Linked DNA regions of Homo sapiens: region 1 is linked to region 2. The links are chromatin contacts, found by Hi-C or POLR2A ChIA-PET in ENCODE. All regions are on one chromosome and are shown on one strand. Each heading gives the region's core, a stretch centred on a gene start or an enhancer-like site at or near the end of the contact. The rest is flanking DNA. Distances are from core to core; before and after follow the strand shown.

Region 1 (3,039 bases), core at 503-3,002, 170 kb before region 2:
GAGACTGAAAAAGGTGAAGCTACATGCTCAAGGTGATAAACAGCTGTAACTGGGCTAACAGTTGTTTGTTCGCTTGTTTGTTTTTTAACTTGGTTATAAGCAAAATTGCAAGACATGGTCTTCATCAGCTCTGTCCCTTTCATCTTACCCGCCTCCGCTGTGCAGGCTGTGGCACTGGAGAACCCTATCTGGAATAAACCATTGAGGCATAAACTGAAGGTTCTTTCTGTGTATTGAGTGGCTATTTAAAAGCTATTGTGAAACAAAGAATGTTTTACCAACCTTGCATATTATATAGAGGACAAACAGGCTCGAAAGATTTCTTCCCTAGCCATCCCAATACAAGGCTGTTTTGGTATAAACAACCCCTGAAGGTGAGAACTGGCTCTCGAAGCAGTTTCACACTCCATTCATCTCTGAGCTCTGCTGTTTCTCACAGTTTTGGATTCGTGATGAGAATACTGTTGCTGGGTCACTTCATTATTACACAGACCCTAAGGCCAGAAACCCATCTCCCCTTTTTGCTAATTATGCATATGCCAACTTATTTCCTCCCTCTTCAAGCATATAAAGACAGTATTTTCTGGTTTGGTAAAAGACACACACACACAATTCTGTAGGGAGAACAACTCCCTATAAAGGAAGAGGTAGTCAGTGTGGTGAGTGGATGGGGTCTCAGGGAAAATGAAATCCCTAGCAGTCGGTGTCAGGGCAGCAGGTCACTAATTGAGTGCAAACCTTTTTTAAAATGTTGTTTATCCCCTACAGGGCATACAAAACCATTGAGGATGAGGACTTGAAGTTCCCCCTTATATATGGAGAAGGCAAGAAGGTAGGCACGTGTGCTTCCCCTGGGTAGAGAGGACAGGGCTCTGTCCCGCCTTCGCTCCACATAGCCCGTGGCAGTCCGTGTGTTCCACTCAGCAGCTTGTGATTTTATAGCCTTGACAGCTTGAAAGCATATCCCATCCATCATCCTTCAGGCCTCCTGTCTTCAGGGTCCAAGGAGTAGTGGGGGTGGGAGGTGGGCGGTGAGCACAAGGGACTCAAGCCAATTTTGTGAAAATAAAGTCCCCCTTCCCAATCCATTTGAATAACTTTTTACAGTGTTTAAACATGAACCACTTTCACACACATCATCTCATTTATATCTGACAACGAGCAAGGAGGCAGGTCAAGCTGGCTGTGTTATATCCATCTGGCAGACGAGGCAGCTGGGACTGTGAGGTTAAAACAGCTCAGGCAGATCACGCAGCCAAGCGAGGGGCAGCTGCGGATGTGGTGCCTTGGCTTTCTGTCTGCTTCGCGCGTCTCAGACTCCACCATGGAAGTCCAGACTTTGCAAGTCTGTTTGCCACTTGCCCCATGGAAGAGAGTCCAAAGCGTCACTGTAATTAGACTATAAGGTCACAGCAACCAGAGTCCAGACTAAGATAACAAAGACCATCATCAGCTCCCAGGGTTCCAGTCAGAATCCAGCACTGAACAGCACGTTGTCGAACCAAAGAAAAGCTGTGGATCCTAAAGTGGTCTCTGAGCAGAGGCCTGGAGGAGGTTGAAATCCTGGAGTGGAGAGCAAGAAGCTTGGAATCTATTTCCTAGTAAGAACAAACACCTTCTGAATCATTGCATTCTTCCTCGGAACACTAATACATTTCAACTCGGTGTGAAGCATTCCAAGTGAAAAATGTGGTCACATTGAGAAGAGTCTTCAACTGATAATTTTTCCAGCATTCGATACGATAGTTTTTATCAAGAAGAAATGACTCAGAAGAAAACCAAAGGATGCCTTCCATGGGCAGAGTGTGTGTGTGTGTGTGTGTGTGTGTGTGTGTCAGAGCAAAAGCAAGAGAACAAACATGGTTAGGTTTTGGGCTCCGTGTAGACCAGCAGTGATTTCAATGCAAAAAGACATCTCAACAGAAGGAGGAATACCAAACACAAATATCTGATCCATGTAGGAATCATTTTTTAAACGAACATACCCCATTCATGAAAATGAACACCTTTCAGATCACAGTCTCTGGTTAAGAATCGTGTCAGGGCTAATAGGCACTGTTCTGATATAAATATTTGTGCCTTTTGGTACAATGGGCACCATTAATGAGTATCATTCAGCCCAATGACCTATGCCTGCAGCTCCATTTCTTTGTGGGGCTGAGATTCTCTGTATTACCCTTTAATATCCAGTGAGTTCCAGTAAACTCAGGAACACATTCTGTTACCCCTGTATCTCTAGTTCCTGTCTAGCCTGGTACCTGACATAAATGCATAAGTATTAAATAAGCTGTTCAGTTATGTTCAGTATACTTTCCTTAGTACAATAGGAAAATGGAATGATGTATTCTTGGAAGTTTATAGCAGTAAGATTTGAAGGAGCAAGAGTTTTCTAATTTTAGTATAAAGTTCAATTCACCAAAACATCATGTTCCTCAAGCATTTCAGGTAATTTAAGCTTGATGGTCTTGCGATGGGCAGGTGGCAAGTTCTGTCCGTGTACCTGTTGGCCTATTTAAAAGCCACCATGTCTCCATTTTGCTTTTGTTGGTAGATACCACCCCTTTCTGAGGACTCCATGAGTTCTTGGAGCTCCTTCTAGATCCTGGACTGGGATTTTCTCTTTCTTCTCCGCGTACCCCTACGCAGAAATTTCAGAGTACTTCTGTGGCCATTACTTCTCATTTTCTTTCTTCAGATGCTTTTAAAGACTGGTGTGGGTAACACCTGGATACTTCGTAAACAAGGTCAGTCACTAGCAGAAACATCAGATTTCTTTGGCTGGAAAGAGCACACAGAGAAGCCGCCATTTCAGGGAGGAGAGCAGGAGAGCCACAAGGGACTCAGAATTTTTCACATTTAGAGTTGAGCACTTCTTGGCTAGAAGGGAGCCAGTCCAGCCTCCCAGCAGGGCAGAGGGCCCCAGGCTTTGCTTTGCATCACTTTTTTTTTTTTTTTTTGAGACATGGCATCAGGCTGGAGTACGGTGGCACAATCTCGGCTCACTTCAGGCTCGACATCCCAGGATCAGGTGATCCTCCC
Region 2 (2,700 bases), core at 181-2,680:
TGCCTTTTTAATGTTCCTTGTGACAAAACAGGAAGTACACATGAAGCGTTTTTACTGTGTATCAAAGTACCATCATTGTTGGAAGAAAAGCATAGCTGTGAACTGAGCTAGTCTTTTTACCCTGTGGAATAACATTTTCACTGAAAAAGCAAACAGTAAATCATGATTATTTACATTTGTATATACTGTACAAACAGTTTCTCAAAAATAAAGTACGCCTGTCACTTTAGGGTAAACAACTGACAGTGTTTGTTGCCAATAATAAAATTTGAGCTTTCAAACAAAAATCAGAATTTAAAAAAACTTGTATCTACCCTATAACCTAAGACTCTTCTGATATATGGTGGTGATATTAACAAATGTAATATTTGCAGGAAGTGATAACATTTGGAATATCTACACAACTAAAATACATGATGTTACAAAATCATGCATGACTAAAAGATCCATTTGAAATGTAAGACCAATGAAATGAATTTTACTGTAACACAGTATAAAAACGTTTCAGATCCTAGACCTGTAAGAAAGTGTCGGCAGGGTGTGGTGGCTCACGCAGTAATTCCAACACTTTGGGAGGCAGAGGCGGGCAGATCACGAGGTCAGGAGATCGAGACCATCCTGGCTAACGGGGTGAAACCCCGTCTCTACTGAAAATACAAAAAATTAGCCGGGCGTGGTGGCAGGCGCCAGTAGTCCCAGCTACTCAAGAGGCTGAGGCAGGAGAATGGCATGAATCCAGGAGGCGGAGTTTACAGTGAGCCGAGATCACGCCACGGCACTCCAGCCAGGGTGACAGAGCGAGACTCCGTCTCAAGAAGACAAACAAAAAAAGAAAGTGTACCGTTTGGTATAGTATCAAAGAAGAATATCCACCATTATTATCTAAAAAGGCCATTAATATAATTCTGCCTTTCAACTACATGTCTTTATGAAGCCAGATTTTCATCGTTATGTGTCAACCCAAAAAAAATCACAACAGAATGAAGACAAAAGATATGAGAATCCAGCTGTCTCCTATTAAGCCAGACATTCAAGACATTTACATTTGGAAAACGTAAAATAATTTTTTCTTTAAAACATAATTATTTTTCATAAAAATTTATGTTAACATGTAATAGGTTTAGTATCATTTCAGCTTTAATTCTTAATAAAGTAAATAATGATAGAAATAACTCACATGCACAAAAGCTCCTAAATATTTTTTAAGAATATAAAGGGGTCACTGTTTTCATAGGGCATTCAACATGATTTATTTATTTTGGGTCCTGATACCTCTGTCTTGGATCCCCAAGTGTCACTCCCTCCCAGCATTCCCCTCTCACCACCCACCCCCAGTATCACTCAGCTGAGGCGATTTCAGGGACTAGTAGGGACACAAAGGGCTGAATGATTGGAACGGTGGTGTGCTGCTAGAGGTGGCAGACAGCCAGGGCGTCCCCAGTGCCTTTCTGCTCTGGAACATTCTGTGACCCGTCGGGGTGTTTTGAATGGTAGCACCCCCTCTTCCACATGGTTATTTATTAAATGACCACTTCCTGTTGCAAAAAAAGTAATAAAAGAGTATAAAGCAGTCTTGAGACTAAAAAGTATAAGAATTATTCCTCTAGTATGTCTTCTAGGAGATGTACCATTTCCAGGTTTAAATAAAGAAAATACAGAGAAATAAGAGAGAGGCATCACACATCAACCATATATAGCTTGCCCCCCAACTACCAGGCATCTAACTTTTGCCCTTGAAGAAACTGTAGAATGCCTAATTTTTTCTAAGCTAAGATGTCCCAATGTAGCCAATTACAATACTGAGGAATTACTTTCTTATATATATCTGAAAATCTCAACTTTGCCAACTCAGTCCTAGAGTTCCTTATTAGGAACCAATGTTTTACCAGTTGATCATCACCCACAGTTCACAAGTAAAGCAGGAAAACAGGCCTTCCTCTTCCTTTAGGCAGTAACTTTCCATTTTTTTCTGTTGCTGGCTGTGCTGTCATTTGTCCCACGTTGTCCCCCTACACCCCCACCAATTAAAGGGACAAAGGTCAAAATATGGAGAATGTTATAGAAGCAATACAAGAAACTTGGCACTGTCAGCCTTGGAGAAAGAAAAAAAAAGAGAGCGAGAACTAAGAAAACAGCGAAGTAGTAAAGTGTAGTGGGGTTAAAAGTGTGTTATGGAGCCTAAAAAATTAGTTAACACCCCAGTGTTGCAGCTTATAAACTGCATCATCTCAGGCAAACTATATAAGCATCCTGGTCCTCATTTTCTCAGCTATAAAACTCAAATATGAATGTCTGCTTCATAGGGCTGTAGTAAAGTTAAAATGTATTAATGTATGCAAAGCAATGCTATGGTCTAAATGTTTATACACCCCCAAAATTCATGTGTTGAAGCCTATTCCCCAGTGGGATGATATTTGAAGGTGGAGTCTTTCGGAGGAAATTAGGTTATAAGGCTGAAACCCTCATGAATGGGATTGTGCCCTTATAAGAAGATACTTGAGAGGCTTCTTCCTGTCTCTACTCTCCACCATTTAAGAATAAAATGAGAAGACAGACATCTGCAAACCAGGAAGTACACCCTTACCAGACACCAGATATGCTAGTAGCTTGATCTTAGACTTCTGAGGCTCCAGAACTTTGAGATTTAAGCTACACAGTTTCTGGCATATTTTATATAACAGCCCGAACTAAGACAATTAC

The links. Hi-C counts contacts between places; a loop is a spot of excess contacts on that map. ChIA-PET counts read pairs that join two places held with the same protein, here RNA polymerase II (POLR2A).
Region 1: a map with no recorded cell type shows a loop between it and region 2 (2.5-fold over the local background). The contact joins two enhancer-like sites. A Hi-C loop is called at or near these places in 1 of 37 single-sample maps with no recorded cell type. POLR2A ChIA-PET finds 5 or more read pairs at or near these places in 2 of 52 experiments (GM12878 and activated CD4-positive, alpha-beta T cell).

The regions. Positions count from the first base shown.
Region 1 is chr12:62,691,729-62,694,767 of GRCh38, reverse strand. PPM1H (protein phosphatase, Mg2+/Mn2+ dependent 1H) reads left to right here. Exons shown (of 10, transcript NM_020700.2): 7 at 769-832. Among named protein-coding and RNA genes, the nearest start is that of MIRLET7I, 90 kb to the right of the region's middle. Within about 2 kb of position 1,752, at least 5 of the 41 ENCODE cell types and tissues checked have a DNase peak (open chromatin) inside an H3K27ac peak, as active enhancers do.
Region 2 is chr12:62,517,946-62,520,645 of GRCh38, reverse strand. The region is part of intron 8 of MON2 (MON2 regulator of endosome-to-Golgi trafficking); the gene reads right to left. Among named protein-coding and RNA genes, the nearest start is that of MON2-AS1, 34 kb to the right of the region's middle. Within about 2 kb of position 1,430, at least 2 of the 41 ENCODE cell types and tissues checked have a DNase peak (open chromatin) inside an H3K27ac peak, as active enhancers do.